Regions from separate parts of the Homo sapiens genome. Here region 2 is linked to region 1. The links are chromatin loops, found by intact Hi-C in ENCODE. Cell type or tissue: Caco-2. All regions are shown on one strand. Each heading gives the region's core, and the rest is flanking DNA. Links, peaks and the distances in the headings are about the cores only. Region 1 has its middle 13 kb from the start of AGPAT4. Region 2 overlaps PRKN (parkin RBR E3 ubiquitin protein ligase).

Evidence for each region. Peaks named below come from ENCODE experiments on the same cell type or tissue, not always from the same donor. Only the 100,000 strongest peaks of a DNase experiment are listed, where the experiment ranks them.
Region 2: a loop joins it to region 1, with 2.4 times the contacts of the local background. A loop is called at or near these places in 7 of 110 quality-filtered maps.

Annotation. Positions count from the first base shown.
Region 1 is chr6:161,282,612-161,290,947 of GRCh38, forward strand. No RefSeq gene overlaps it. Among named protein-coding and RNA genes, the nearest start is that of AGPAT4, 13 kb to the left of the region's middle. In Caco-2, for the core only: no CTCF peak of the experiment used is centred there; no DNase peak of the experiment used is centred there.
Region 2 is chr6:161,340,425-161,348,760 of GRCh38, forward strand. It overlaps PRKN (parkin RBR E3 ubiquitin protein ligase), which reads right to left. Exons shown (of 12, transcript NM_004562.3): 12 at 6,993-8,336. Among named protein-coding and RNA genes, the nearest start is that of AGPAT4, 71 kb to the left of the region's middle. In Caco-2, for the core only: no CTCF peak of the experiment used is centred there; DNase peaks (open chromatin) are centred at 1,756 and 4,407.

The sequences.
Region 1 (8,336 bases), core at 101-8,100:
ATATTTTTTTTTCTATTTTATAAATGAGGACCTGAAGCTTAGCTTTGTTTAGTCACTTCCTCCAGGTTAGCTAGTAAATATCAGAGGCAGGATTTCAAGTCAAGTGTGCCTAACTCAGAAGATCATATTCTTTACCTCTATAGTATACCACCATGACAACACACACATTTTTCTTCTTTTGGTTAAATTTCTAAGATGAAGTCCCAGAAGAAGAGGGTTTTGTGACTAATTACATGCACTACTGAATGTACCAATACTCGTCACCACTTTGCTAATGCCTTGAAAATGTTTTGAAAATTTTACAATTTTGATGAACATCAATTTTAATTTTTGTACCTTACATATGAAGTTTAAGGTCTTTCAAAGTGTTTATCTATCTTATCATTTACATTTATTATTGTGTAAAACCTATTCTTATTCTTTACTTATTTATTTATTTATTTATTGGAGATGGAGTCTCACTCTGTCACCCAAGCTAGAGTGCAGCGGTGTGATCTCGACTCACTGCAACCTCCACCTCCTAGCTTCAAGCAATTCTCCTGCCTCAGCCTCCCAAGTAGCTGGGATGACAGGCACGAGCCACAGCACCCAGCCACCAGCAAACTTTAGAAAAGATGGTCAACCTCACTTGAACACATCCATCAGAATGATTCAAATACAGAAGATGAAATACACCAGCTGTGGCAGGAATATGAAGCAACTGGAGTTCACATTTCTGGAGCAAAGAAAAGGAATGCAACTTGTGTGGGAAAGTCATGCAATGGGTTCTCCTAAAGTTGAAGATAGGCATACCTGTGACCTGGCACTTCCACATTTAAGCACACACCATTATAAATAGCACTGGGCCAGGCTCTATGGCTGATGCCTGTCATCCCAGCACTTGGGAGGCTAAAGCAGGCAGATCACTTGAGGTCAGGAGTTCAAGACCAGCCTGGCCAACATGGCAAAAACCCATCTCTACTAAAAATACAAATAAAATTAGCTGGGCATTGTGGCGCATGCCTGTAATCCCAGCTACTCGGGAGGCTGACGCAGGAGAATCGCTTGAACCCAGGAAGCAGAGGTTGTGGTAAGCTGAGATCGTGCCACTGCACTCCAGCCTGGGCGACAGAGTGCAAACAACTGCAAACAAACTGATATTCATAAAAACTAGAACAAGTAAATAAATTGTGGTATACTTATGCTATAAGACACTACTCAGCAATGAAAATGAATAAAACTCAGCTAAATGCAACAACATGAAAAAATATCACAAATATAATTTGGACCCAAAGAAGCTAGACACCAAAAATTATCACTCTATGATTCCAAGAGAAGTTTAAAACTGGGGACGATGAGTCTATGTGTCAAGATAATGTTACAAATCTCTGTGGTTACCTTTGGAGATGCAGGTGGGGTGGGGAGTGGGAGGGGTAGGAAGGGGACTTCGGAGGTGCTGTAATATTCTCCTTCTTGTTTGGGGTTGTCATCACATGCTGTATGCACTTTGGGGAAATTCATTGATATGTGTACACTTATGGTCTGTGCCCTTTTTTGTATTCATGTGATTTCAATAAAAAAGCTAAAAAGAAAAATTATTCACTCCAACTTCTCCATCTGTTGTCCAAGAGAAAACTCTAGATCTCCCTCCAAAACAACAGATTTTAGTCTCTCCCAGTCCCATACTAATTTTGAAATGTATTTCTCTTTATTCAGGTTACCCAGGAATGAAATTGATTCTAGCTTTGGTTTCTGAAAAGGGCTTCATGAACACTGTCACAGGTAAGCCTGGCCTATGTGATATGACTGGCATACACTATAATAGTTTGCATTTGTTGAGACAACCTTTGCCATTATTCTGTTTTTTTTTTTCACCTGGATCTGTTTGGACGCCTTTCCTTATTATAACAATACGTCATATAATTTAGTATTCTTTTTAACAGTAAAAAGTATATTTTATCAAGCCTTTGATACTTGATACTTGAGATGAAGGCTCACTGCAGTCTCAAACTCCTGAGTTCAAGCAATCCTCCCACCTCAGCCTCCCGAGTAGTTGGGACAACAGGCACACGCCACCACGCCCAGCTAACCATACCTGGCTAATTCTTCTAGTTTTTTTTGTTTTTTTGTTTTTATTTTTTTGTAGAGACAAGATCTTGCTATTTTGCCCAGGCTGTTCTCAAACCCCTGGGCTCAATCGATCCCCCCACCTCTGCCTCCCAAAGTGCTAGAATTACAGGCATGAGTCACTACACCTGGCCTGAATTTCCTTCTTTCTTGGGACAATTGTTACATTGTTTTCTTAGAACCCAGCATCTAGGAAATGGGAAGATGTTTGTCTAAATGCATAAACTCAGTTAAAAAATGAATAAGTTCTGAAGACCTGACGTACAGCATGGTGACTACAGTTAATAATGCATTCTATACTTGAAATTTGCTGAGAGTAGACCTTAAGCGTTCTCACCACAAAAATAGGAATTATGTGAGATGATGGATATATTAACTAACTTGGTTGTGGTAAGCATTTTACAATGTATTCATATATCAAATTCTTTTTTGTCAATTATGCCTCAATAAAGCTGAAAAACAACACAAAAACCCAGCAGTCAGCTTAAATCCCAAAGAATTAAATCCCAAAGAATGAGAGTCTCTGCAGTTTATTGTATACTCACCCTGTTCCGGGAAGAACAAATAGAAACATATGCTAAGTATATCGCATACGTATTTCATTTGTTTTTGTGTTTCACAAAGCTATGCTTTGATATAGCATCACTGATTTATGGAAGAGGAAACTGAGGCTCAGAGAGGTTGAGAACTTCCTTCAAGGAGAAGCAGAACTGGACCTAACTCCAGGGCAGTTAGGCCCTAACCCTAAGAAGTTCTCAGAGAGGCTGAGAATTCCTACAATGGTAAGTAGACCTGGACCTAACACCGGGGAAGTTAGACTGTAAAGCCTGTTACCTCGGGCACCATGTTCCCTTCCCTGCTCCACCTTCTCACTAAGTAGATTCAGGGGTTTGTCTCCCTTGCATTTTCTTTTTTGTCCAGATGCACAAGTCACTTTAGCAAGCAATCTTGATAATTTCCTCTCTTATTTCATCCCCCAAAACATGACATTCCAAGGATCCTCCAGAACTAAAACTGACAACTTCAGAAAATACCTGTGATGGTCAGGCATAGGGGCTCATGCCTGTAATCTCAGCACTTTGGGAGTCTGAGGTGGGCGGATCACTTGAGGTCAGGAGTTCGAGACCAGCCTGGCCAACATGGGAAAACCCTGTCTCTACTAAAAATACAAAAAAATTACCAGGGCACGGTCATGTGTACCTGCTACTCGGGAGTAGTTCCAGCTACTTGGGAGACTGAGGCAGGGGAATTGCTTGAAGCTGGGAGGTGGAAGTTGCAGTGAGCCGAGATCGCAGCACTGCATTCCAGCCTGGGGGACAGAGCAAGACCCTGTCTCAAAATAAATAAATAAATAAATAAATTAAAAAGAAAGAAAATACCTGTGGTGAGCCAAGTAACCATGCTTGTAGCCCCAGTCGCAGCAAGATTGATTTCAGTGTATTCTGTTGGTGCCTGTGGCTCCCCATGGGTGCCTTGGCTTCTTACATGTGAATATAGAGCCACAAATCCCAAGAACAAATAGCTGTGACACTGATGATTGGCCTAGAGAAGGCTTGTCTCTGGAAAAGGCTGAGGTGGCTCAGTGGTGAGATGTCACTCTTTCCTGGGGAGTCCACCTAGCTGGAGGTACAGGGCAACCCCTCTTCCAGCTGCATTTAACTGTGAGGGACGGAGGAGGCTGGTGGGGAGAAGAGTCAATGGTTAACTTCTACGAAAGATTTCACCCAGTGCCCAGGAAGGAGCAGGTGTTTCCTGCAAGCAGTTAGTTTGCACAAGCCTCATTCATTCATTCATTCATTCATTCCACACACATGTGCCTGCTGGGAGGCAGGCCCTCTTCCGGGAGCCTGGCATTCTTCAGGGAACCCAACAAAGATTCTGGGCATTATGGACTTTCCTTTCTAGTGAGAAGAGACTGAAAACAAAGGACAATTATAATGAAGAAATTGCCTAATAAGTTAGACATTGTTATTTATGGAAGAATGAAAAAGAGTTGGGAAGGAGTATCAGAGTCCTGGGAGGTGAGCAGTTTGGAAGGTGAATAGGTCAGTGATGAGGTCAGCGCCGGCCTCACTGAGGTGAGGTTTGAGCAGCGATTTGGGGGCAGACAGGAGCTATCTCCATGATGCACACCGGAGCCAAGAGCATTCCGGGAGGAAGGAAGGAGCCAGGGCCACAGCTCCGCAGCAGGAGCATGCTGGCTGGTGGGAGCACCCAGGAGGCTGCGGGAGAGGGAGTGGTCTGGAGGAAGAGTGGAAGAGTTAAGGTTCCAGAGACCACAGAGTCACAGGGGCTTTGCAGGATGGGGCAAGGACCTTGGGCTTTTACACTGAGTAACATGGGGACCTGCTGCAGGGCGATGGGCTGAAAAGTGACATGGCATGAGAAAGTTTTCAAAGAGTCATTCTGGCTGGCATGTTGAGAAAAAAACCATGTGAGGCACAGGACAATGCAGGGAAAGGAATGGGAGGTGGTTGCAGTGACCAGCAAGAGGCACTATTAGTGTAGCCCAGGAGGACCAAGGACCTCCTGGCAGACTGGATATGGGGTGTGAGAAGAACAGAGTCAAGGCTGAGTGCAAGGCTTGTGGGTGAGCAGCTGGGGGGACGAGACTACCTGTGAGAACGGCAAGGAATTGGGGGGAAAAATGAGTGTTGTTTTTGACATGTTCAGGTTGAGACACCTATTCATTACCCAAGTGGCGATGTGCTGGAGGCAGCAGGAGTCTGCAGTTCAGGAGAGAGACCTAGGCTAGAGATAAACATTTTCAGAAGAGTCACCATAGATGGTATCACCTTGAAACTGAAATCATGGCAGGATTACCTGATGAAACCCAGCATGCCCAGAGACATTTGGACTCAGACAAATAGTCAATACTCTTTAGCATAAGTATGTCTTGTGCAATTTTTACTTATTAACTAAGTAAATATTTGGGGCCATGCAATATTTGGGACATGCTTATGCCATAAAACTCTTTGTCGTTGATCTGAAATTCGATGTCACTATGAATAGGAGGGCTGGATTTTTATTTCGGATGCTGGCAGTGCTGCCTTGGGACAGAGAGCAGGCAGGGCAGGGGTCTGAGGATGGAAACCCGGGCTCTGCAGCACTCAGAGGAGGGAGAAGAGAAGGAACAAATGAAGGAGTCTGAGTGATGAATGAGGCAGAGAAAATGATCCTAGAGTAGGGCATCTTGGATCCCTGGGTTGGGGGTAAAGAGCGTTACAGAGGAGGCAGTGATCTGCAGGCCTCCAGTCAGACAAGGACTGGAGTTAACTGTCCGATTTGGCAATGGGGAAACCATTGGCCACCCTGACAAGGCAGTTGCCTCCCAATAGCCTGAGCATTTTGGGAGCTCTGTGTTTGCTGCAGCAGGGGCCCGCAATACTCTGAATTAGTTCATCCACACTCAATTGGTAAAAGCATTCAAGGTGAGTTTCACCTTTGTGCTCACTGTAGAATCTTTTTTTTTTTTTTTTTTTTTTTTCCAGATAGAGTCTCACTCTGTCACCCAGGCTGGAGTACAGCGGTGCAATCTTGGCTCAGTGCAACCTCCACCTCCCAGGTTCTAGCAATTCTCCTTCCTGAGCCTCCTGAGTAGCTGGGACTACAGGTACATGCTGCCACGCCCAGCTAATTTTTTTGTATTTTAGTAGAGACGGGGTTTCACCATGTTGGCCAGGCTGGTCTCAAACTCCTGAGCTCAGGCAATCCACCTGCCTCGGTCTCCAAAGTGCTAGGATTACAGGCGTGAGCCACTGCACCTGGCTTTTTTTTTTTGAGACAGAGTCTCACTCTGTCACCCAGGATGGTGTGTAGTGGCACAATCTTGGCTCACTGCAACCTCTGCCTCCTGAGTTCAAGCGATTCTCCTCCCTCAGCCTCCTGAGTAGCTGGGATTACAGGCACAAGCCACCACCCCGGCTAATTTTTGTATTTTTAGTAGAGACGGATTTTGTCATGTTGGCCAGGCTGGTCTTGAACTCCTGACCTCAGGTGATCCGCCCACCTCGGCCTCCCAAAGTGCTGAGATTACAGGTGTGAGCCACCGTGCCCCACCTGAATCTTTCCATCTTGAAGAGGCCCTAGGGGAACACAATCAGTGGATTTTTCAATGGATTCACCACTAGCATCCTTCAGAAAAGGGCAGCCTTGCATATGGGTGAGGAATTGAGTAGATAAATGGTAAAGTGCACTGATAAAAATAGGGAACTGGCCGTGCGAGGTGGCTCACACCTGTAATTTCAGCCCTTTGGGAGGCCAAGGTGGATGCATCACTTGAGGTCAGGAGTTCAAGGCCAGCCTGGCCAACATGGTGAAACTGCGTCTCTACTAAAAGTACAAAAATTAGCTGGGCATAATGGCACATGCCTGTAATCCCAGCTACTCAGGAGGCTGAGGCAGGAGAATCGCTTGAAGTTGCAGTGACCCGAGATTGCACCATTACACTCCAGCCTGGGTGACACAGCAAGACTACAAAAAAAAAAAAATTAGGAAACTGACTGACGATAAAACTGGAGGAGTTTCCCACAGGGAGCAGCAGAAGTGAGGCCCATCTGGAAACTGGAGTTTGCAAGAGCAGCAGGAGCTGGAGGTGCCCACCACCTACAACACACCAGAGCCACCTTCCAAAGCTCAAATCCCACATCTATTTTTCTGGAAAAAGTAAGCATTGTTGGTACCACTTGAATCTTCTACTTCTTTTAAAATATAGTTGTTTCCGGCCAGGCGCAGTGGCTCACGCCTGTAATCCCAGCACTTTGGGAGGCTGAGGTGGGCAGATCACTTGAGATCAGGAGTTCAAGACCAGCCTGGCCAACATAGCGAAACCCCGTGTCTACTAAACGTACAAAAAAATTAGCCGGGCATGGTGGCATGCGCCTGTAAATCCAGCTACTCGGGAGGCTGGGGCAAGAGAATTGCTTGAACCTGGGAGGCGGGGGTTGCAGTGAGCCAAGCTCCCACCACTGCACTTCAGCCTGAGTGACGGAGTGAGACTCTGTCTCAAAAAAAAGAAAAGAAAGAAAAGAAAATTAGCCTGGGAGCACATATGTACACAACTGCAAATTATCTACTTGCCTTTAAAAAAAACGTTTACTCTCACAACGTTGTGACTACTATAGAATCCATGTACTTAATTAAGTCTAAATTCATTTGGTTATCATGAGTTATCCCCCTAAAAAACTCAATGACATAACTTTGAAAAATAATTTGCATAGAGCTCTATAAGCAAATTATTACACGACTATTTATGAAAGCGTTTTGTGTATTGCACATTTAATCAGAAAGGGGTGTCTGGTTAACCGTGCTGCTGGTTCTTTAAAAAAATAATGTTTGGTCAAACACAGTGGCTCTCACCTGTAATCCCAGCACTTTCGGTGGCCAAGGCAGGAGCATCGCTTGAGCCCAGGAGTTTGACACCAGCCTGAGCAACATAGTGAGAGTCTGTCTCTACAAAATAAAATGTAATTAAAAATAATTATTATTGACTTAAATGGAAAATATTACATATTTATAAATTGTTTGTGAAAACTTACTTATTCTGGTACTGAAGCTAATGTGTCTAATGTATGCTTTCCAATGTTCTGTGATTTTTTTTGAAATAAGTATTATTTACTCTTTGTTATCTGCCTAATAGTAAAGTGGTGAGGCCCTATTCCACACATTCTGTGACTCAAACTTTTCGTTTCTATTAAAGCAGTGGCTATAAAACTTCAGAATACACTAGAATGTCCTGGAGGGTTTGTTAAATCACAGAGTTTCTGACTCTGTAAGTTGGCAGAGGGAATTCTGAGAATTTACCTTTCTAAGTTTCCAGGTGATGTACCTGGAGAATGACTGTATTAGAGCATATTTATTAAAAAGTTCCCCACACAGGGCCAGGTGCCGTAGCTCAAGCCTGTCATCACAGTACTTTGGGAGGCCAAGGCAGGAAGATCACTTGAGCCCAAGAGTTTGAGACCAGCCTGGGCAGCATAGGGACACCCCCATCTCTACAAAAACAAAAATAAAAAACTAGCCGGGCATGATGTTGCACACCTGTGGTCCCACCTACACAGGAGGCTGAGGCAGGAGGATCACTTGAACCAGGAGGTCGAGGCTACAGTGAGGCATGATTATGCCACTGACCTCCAGCCTGGGTGACAGTGAGAACCTGTCTCAAAAAAAAAAAAAAATTCCACACCCACAAATAAAGTTCCCCACACAGAACCATGCAGGGGCCATGAGGA
Region 2 (8,336 bases), core at 300-8,299, 58 kb after region 1:
CTGTAGCGTAGCCATATTCCCCACGCGAACCTCAGTAAAACTCCCTACCACATATTCACAAAGGAGGCCGGTCGATAGATTTCTATTGGCCTTCTCTCTTTTAAGTAATGACTTTCATTTTTGTCTTTGAAAATGAAGCATCCTTGTGATAAAAATATTCAAGTGATATGGAAAAGCATAAAGAAGAAAAGAAAAATCACCCCAAATTTCACCACCATCCAAAAAGCCAGTATCACCTTTGGTAAGCATCATTCCTGTCATCAATGTTGGCCAAGCATACAGATGGAAGAATAGATAGATGGTGGCTAGAAACCCAAAAAACAATGATTTTATTTTATAAAAAGGCGATCATACTATACGGTGCTCTTTTTTTCATGTTAAATAATAATTTTTGGCTGGGTACAGTGGCTCACACCTGTAATCTCAGCACTTTGGGAGGCCGAGGCAGGTGGATCACAAGGTCAGGAGTTCGAGACCAGCCTGGCCAACATGATGAAACCCTGTCTCTACTAAAAATACAAAAATTAGCTGGGTGTGGTGGTGGGCACCTGTAATCCCAGCTATTCGGGAGGCTGAGACAGGAGAATTGCTTGAACCCAGGAGGCGGAGGTTGCAGTGAGCTGAGATTGTGCCACTGCACTCCAACCTGGGCAACAGAGAGAGACTTCCAAAAGAAAAAATATATATATAAATTTTTGTTTCATAGGAAATTAGAAGAAAAAGAAAACAAATGAAATGGACTGGACTGCTAAAATTATGTAAGTATTTCTTCAGATTAGTTCGCAAAAGTTGCCTCTAATGTTACGTAATTAAAATAACAACAAAGGGGTCAAGACTCTATATTCTTTTAGCCACAGGTTTAAATTTTAGACAATCTGGATCAACTCTGCTCTATAAAACCTCTTCCAACCTCTCTTCCCCAGCCTCCTAATTTTTTTTTCCCTTATGTACTGTAAATGTAATTCCTCCAGGGTTGGTTTGTTTGCTGTTATTTAATTATTTCTTTGGGTTCATGCCCTGGGAATCCACGTTCACCTTAAGCCATGGCTTCTGTTCTTATCACTGAAATTATAGGTTCATCTCTCATCAGATTATTAATTTGGAAGGAAAATATTTATTCTAAAATAACAAGCAATTAGAGATGTACTTCTAATCTTGTACAAGTAGGTTAACATAACAAATTCTCTTGAGTCATTTCTTTACAATTTTAAGCTATCATCTGAAATTATTATTTTGAAGGGTCTATTTATTAAAAATGATTCATCGGTAACACAAAGAGCTACATAAAAAGTATTTCTAGGACTTCTCTCCTAAGATTCAAGTGTTTACTGAACCTGACCGTTGGAGGTCTCACAGACCGTGAGATTTCAGCAGGTGTAAATAGAGCCACCTTTTTCCTGCCACCCCCGAGTCTCACAGGCAAACTTGGCTCTGGCTCTGCTCCTGTGCTCTGCAGCCTGGCTCATGGGACTCCAGGCCCACAGCCATCCAAGAAGAACTTAAGACATATCCCAGAATCCTCTCTTGCTCCTTGGTCACATCCTTTCATTACATAAATGGAGACTTATGGCCTGCAAAGCCTAAATTATCTACTATCTGGTTTGTACAGGAACATTTGCTGGCCCCTGGAATGGACTATGCTTTCTAGTCTTCATGAACACACTTGAGTTCTGGGATTCTCTGATTTCATAATGTTATTACTAAAGAATTTTCAGACCAGCATCGTTCCCTTGCATGACCATGGCATGGCGAACTTTGCAACTGTCATTCCTGGAATACTTTTTTCCCTATCAGTGTCACCATCAGGGACAGGAATAAACATGCATGGGTGAGCCAATTCAAATAAAAGTTTTGCCGTATCTATGAAGCAGGTCTGGGAACCATAGGACCTAGTTGCTGTCACCTTGTAACTCACTCTTTCACATGAACCTGCTAAGCAATCATGATTCTCCTAAGGGGTTGAATGAGGAGGCCAGCATCCTCTGACATAAATGGATGTTGCTGTTGATAGGTCACTACCAGTTATCAACTGCCAGGCATGCTTCCAAGTGCTTCTTGGTGTTTGGTGACCCACAGTAGAAATGAGCTATGTTCAGAGTTACTTACTTACAAGGATGTGATTGCTGTGTGTGTCTCTGAATTCTACTGTGGTGTCTCTGATTCCCATCTTGTGCCTTATTCCTGGTGCTTAGAGTTCTTGCAAACACTTGAAACTGAGTGGTTTTGCATTTATGTTTTTGCTATTGTTGAAATTATGCTGCCCTAGGGGTTGTCAACTACTTTCAGAGAGAAAAAAAAAAAAACTGGTGGGAGGTGCTGCATCCCATTCTTCAAAGAGAGGTATCTAGTATTTGCTAAACCAACTAGGAGACCCATTTTAACTAACATTGTTTGGGCTACCAAGATGATAAAATGAATGAAAAAGCTTGGTGACTAAAAAACTTCACCTAGAACAATAAATAAGCAGGAAAGGCAAGAAAAGAAAAGCAAATGATAATGACTTTTCAATTACACCCAAATTAAAAGGAACGATGGCAGTTTTTCTAAATGATAGTTTCATTGGTGGCACTTGGCATGTGTGGTTCTACAATCCCAGTTTCCAATTGTTTTGCACAGATCCAAGGTGAGTGGGCAATGAAGGGGGTGGATGAGCCCCTTAGCTGATGACTGTTGATGACTGGTCTCTACTTATCCATGAAATCAATAAACACAGCAAGGAACTGCCCTCATGGAGTTAGCACTCTAGCTGGGGAGACCAGGTGAGCACTATAGATGTGATGGGTTGACCTGATAGGCCTTCAGGAAGGGAAGAAGCAGACCGATGTGTGGGAAGAGCATGCCAAACCTAGAGACCCACGGGGAGCTCATTCCAGGAAAATCAGCTGGAGAAAATGGAGATTCAGTGATGGCTACATGGAACTCCAGTGAAATCATGAAATCTAAATGCCTTTGTGAAAAATGGTCCTGAAGATAAAGCCAGGTGCTAAAAGAGAGCTGTTTCAGAATTGAGAGGTTCTCAAATACCACGTGGCAGGTCCTTTGGGAGTATGAAGCCTTGCCAGGCTTCAGTTGATCCTGTTTTTAGTGGGATAAACTTCTTTGGGAGGCATCAGTATTGGAAGTGTCAGCCTCTTGATTCGTTTGGCTTGAGGGAGGATGGGGGTAAATTTCAGAGATGAGTAGGAGCTTGTTAAGTAAGCAACTTAAACCAAAGGGTGCCGAGCCTACAAGGGGGCCTGTGAGTGCACGTTGCTGCTTGGGACCTGCTACTCACAGGCAGGGTGACCAACCTACTCCCCTTTGCCCCTAACTGTCCAGGTTTTATTTTATTATTATTTTTTTGAAATAGAGTCTTGCTCTGTTGCCCAGGCTGAAGTCCAGTGGCGCAATCTTGGCTCACTGCAACCTCCACTTCCCGGGTTCAAGCAATTCTCCTGCCTCAGCATCCCAAGTAGCTGGGATTATAGGCGCCCACCACCACACCCAGCTAATTTTTTATTTTTTGTAGAGACAGGGTTTTACCACGTTGCCCAGGCTGGTCTCAAACTCCTGATCTCAAGTGATCCACTCACCTCAGCCTCTTAAAGTGTTGGGATTATAGGCGCGAGCCACTGTGCATGGCCTGGACTTTTAAATTAGATATGGAAATGTAAAAGAGACACTTATTAAATTAATTAGCATACAGTAGGTCATAATGAATTCCTGAAAAAAATGTCACTTTAGAAATCTATTGACATGGAAAGATGCTCATCATATATTTTTAAGTGGAAATAAGATGCAAAATTATTTCTAGATGGTAGTTTTTATGTTTTCTTTTTTGCCTTTTTTACTTTCTATAATGGACATGTAACCATGTAATAATAATTTTGTAATGAAAAAAATATAGGCCGGGTGCGGTGGCTCACGCTTGTAATCCCAGCACTTTGGGAGGCTGAGGTGGGTGGATCACGAGGTAAAAATCGAGACCATCTTGGCCAACATTGTGAAACCCCATCTCTACTAAAAATACAAAAATTAGCTGGCCGTGGTGCTGCACGCCTGTAGTCCAAGCTACCTGGGAGGCTGAGACAGGAGAATCGCGTGAACCCAGGAGGTGGAAGTTGCAGTGAGCAGAGATCGTGCCACTGTGCTCCAGCCTGGGTGACAAAGACTCTGTCTTAAAAAAAACAAAAACAAAACAAAACAAAACATATAAAGAAAACCTTACAGGGAGAAATGCTGAGTGCTGATTTGATGCTAAACAGCATCTCTCAAAAAAGACACTCTTCGAGTTTGAAATTAAAAATCCAAGAATTGTGGATGAAACAAACTGTCCACAGAAACACACTAGAGTTTCATTCTGCACATGCAATGGGAGCTTTCAGGAACACCCAGCGTTCAGCTGAGATGACCTGAGGCACTGGGGAGCTGGGGGAGGAGCTCCACAGCAGATCCCTTTGACCAGGTATCTCAGGGACTCTTTGAGATAAGATTACCCTAGTCTGAGAGCAAAGGTTTCCAGTCTGTGCTAGACTTATCTTTGTAATGGAATTTTTTTTTTTTTTTTTGAGATGGAATCTCACTTTGTTGCCCAGGCTGGAGTGCAGTGGCATGATCTCGGCTCACTGCAACCTCCACCTCCGGGGTTCAAGAGATTCTCCCACCTGCCTCAGCCTCCCGAGTAGCTGGGGTTATAGGCGGGCACCACCACACCCAGCTAATTTTTGGATTTTTAGTAGAGATGCGGTTTTGCCATGTTGGTCAGACTGGTCTTAAACTCCTGACCTCAGGTGATCCGCCTGCCTTGGCCTCCCAAAGTGCTGGGATTACAGGCATGAGCCGCTGCGCCCAGCCTGTTATGGAAATTGGTGCATCTGGGCAGGTGACACTATTCAATAACATGATGCAGTTAACGTCATTTAGCTCTGAGTCTAGGCTCAACAAGAAAGCTTTCCGCTATAATTTTATTTTCCACATAGAACTGCTCAGAATTTAAAAATGCAGTTTCATAGTGATAGAGTGTGGTCTATGCTAGGCATGGTGCTAAGTATACAACAGTGAGTACACAGCTCTCTTCTTCTCTGTCCCTAGGGGAGCAGAGGTAAGTAAATAAGTGATTAAAGTGTTGCACGTTCAATGCTACGATTGGGGAAGTAAGTGCGCACCAAGAGCGTTAATGTAGACCAGGAGTTTAGCAAAGATTTGCGGGACAAATTCATCAAACTGAAGCCCACAGGTTGGCCTGTCAAAAGGAGAAGGCAGGGGTTTTAAAGAATGACTCCAGCCAGATGGAAAAGCACGTATGAAGCATCAGGAGGGAAGCTTCTCATAGTAAATATAAACTGTAAACTGACGTTTTAGCTTTTATGCCCCGTTCTCTTAAGAGTTAGGTTAGCGTTAGTCTTTTGGGGCCCAGTCACCTCTTGATATAGTGACAAAATTGGTCCTATGCAGCTGAGGATGAGATCAGCGAGCATGGTGGGTCCCTCAAGCCAGTGCCACCCATCTGTATGGTCAAGCAGGTCTTCCCGGACAATACTCCCTGCTTTTTTTTTTTTTTTTCGGCATGTTATTTAAACCACAGCAACATTTCTTATTTTGTGTGAGACAGTTTATTCACAGTGGATTGAAAAGAGGCTCAATGTTGTTTTGAAATAGGATTTTCTTAAAAAAACTGAACATCGATATTCTCCACACTATCAGAAATGTTCTAGTAAGGGCAGATGGAGATGAGGCACGTCCACTACCCAAACAGGGATTGCCGGCTTTACCCCATGTCTAATGCTGTCTTCTGCATAAGCATTTCGCATTTGTGCTTATTCATTTCCACTCACAATATTAACCCGAATTCACACCCTGGACATCATCTGCACATATAGCGTGCGCGCGCACACACACACACATACATACACACAAACACATACACACACACACACAGCTAGCATAGCAACTTACCTTTATAGGAACACTTCTGGGGCTGTCTAGAAGATAATACAATATACGTATATGCAACATGAGTCACCCGCCTCTAACACGAATCCCTAAATCTACAATTGTGTGCTCAAATAGATATTCCTGGCACTTGTCATCACTTTGCATTAGTTTTGTGTTTTCTGTTATTTTATTCTGTAGTTTCCAATGACTGGTTCATTTTTTAACAATAGCGAACAATTACACAGTGCTTCGTTTATCCTACACACTGTTCCAGGTGCTTTAGGCAAATTAATTAGTTGTGACAACAACCTAACGTGGTGCATGCTATTATTGTCCCCGAAGCTCTTACACAGGTGCGTTTTGGAGGTGGGGTTCCCACCCTGGCACCCAGAGCTCACCCACTTTCTCTGCCCCCTTTTGCTCTATCATCACCTGGGCCACCATTCCCATGACCTTTGCATATCCTCGGAGTGTTTCCTGTGGCTACTGGCACCCAGAGGACCTCAGTGTGTACTTCTTTGCCTAATGTTGTGCAGGCCCTATCTCGGAATGTTCCATTCCAGATCCCTCCACCATGGGCTCATTGTGAAATAAACAATGCATGGCCACTAAAGCAGTTCTTTGAAAATGCAGCGTCAACACACCCACATTGACAGCAATGCAAAGTCACTGAAATTTTCTAGAATGACATGAGAAAAAATCCTTATAGATAGTCTTTTCCAATGCAAACTTCTCTTTTAAACACTTTTATTAGAAAAGTTTGCTAGTAAGGCAGGAAAGTAACTTTTAGATTTTTATGAATGAGGGTTTGCTTTTTGGAACCCTTTCAAATTTTGATAGCCTTAAAAAACTACTCTTATTTAACAAAGAGAAACAGCCAGCGGTAATCTGGAGCTTGGAGTTGATATGAGAATGGCTATTTCATCACCAGGTAATTCCTCCAGGTCACTGAATGGCTATTTCATCACCAGGTAATTCCTCCAGGCCACAAGTGAGGCCCATGGAGTAATACAGCCTGTGATTCCCTCCGTCACCCTTCACATTGATTGAAAATGTATCTTCAAAGACAGACTCAGAAGCTCTTTTGATGCTTTATTGACAATTTAAGTACAATCTTAGAGTTGTCAGATAATCTCAACACACTTCAGAGAAAAACAGACTTTTTCTGCAAAGACTTTATTTCTATTTTTTGATACATTCATATTTTGTTACACCCTTCCTGTGCAAATAATACTGTGATTCATGTTCATGTGTAGTGGATGATCTTGCTTTTTTGTTTTTGTTTTTTTTTTTTTTTTGAGACAGAGTCTCACTCTGTTGCCCAGGCTGGAGTTCAGTGGCGTGATCTCGGCTCACTGCAACCTCTGCCCCCCGGGTTCAAGTGATTCTCCTGCCTCAGCCTCCCAGGAAGCTGGGATTACAGGTGCCTGCCACCACGCCCAGCTAATTTTTGTATTTTTAATAGAGACGGGGTTTCATCATCTTGGCCAGGCTGGTCTTGAACTCCTGACCTCGTGATCCACCCACCTCGGCCTCCCAAAGTGCTGGGATTACAGGCATGAGCCACCGCGCCCGGCCTGCTCTAACTTATTTTAAGAATCACTGTTCTATTCTGGAAAGGGAAAAGACCACCACCAAGAAGGGAAAGGAGACCATGCTGGACAGCCTAATAGTCTAACAGGGGATCCTAGGGTGCCTGAGCTCATGGGAGCAAACCTTGTTCAGGCACCGCAAGCCCAACGCAGCATGCAGATTGGGAAGGCGCAATAATGCAAACACCATCAGGAAGAAAGCTATGGATGATGGAAAACACTGTGTGCTCCACGTGACAGAAGGGAGCCACCTGATTTGTCGCATCGGGCCAGTGTAAGGAAGTGTAATTTAGTGGGACTGCCAGTGACACTAAGTCAGGCCTTGATCAGGGTCTGGACTCAGTATGGACACGAGCCACTGGGTGCAGGGGGCTCATGCCTGCCACCTCTCTTTTTTTCCCTTACTATAGAGACTTTGATCTGTCCACCATTTCTATGTGAGCTTTGGGCTTCCTGTCACAGGTCTGTTGTCACCGTGGGGCCATGTTGGAGTCGGTAGATTTTCAGACAGTGAAGCCACATGAAGCTGTGAATGCTGATGTGGCTGCTGCAGAGCCCAGTCTCTCCCCGGTGCAGGGCCTCTGAGACGACGGGACTGTCCTCAGATGGTTGGAAGAAATGGGTTATCTTAGGCAGTTAGGAAAAGAGGGACAGGTGTCCCAGGATGTGGAAAACTTGAGTTCATCCCCTCTCTTCCCTCCAGCAAGGATTTCAGTGCTACATCTAAAAAGAGAAGCCCTGTTGCCGATTTAATAATTTACAGTCTCTAAATCCAAAAGGGCCTCCATGTGCTAGTGAGACTCATGCCCTCAGTTATGTTCACGATCTTCC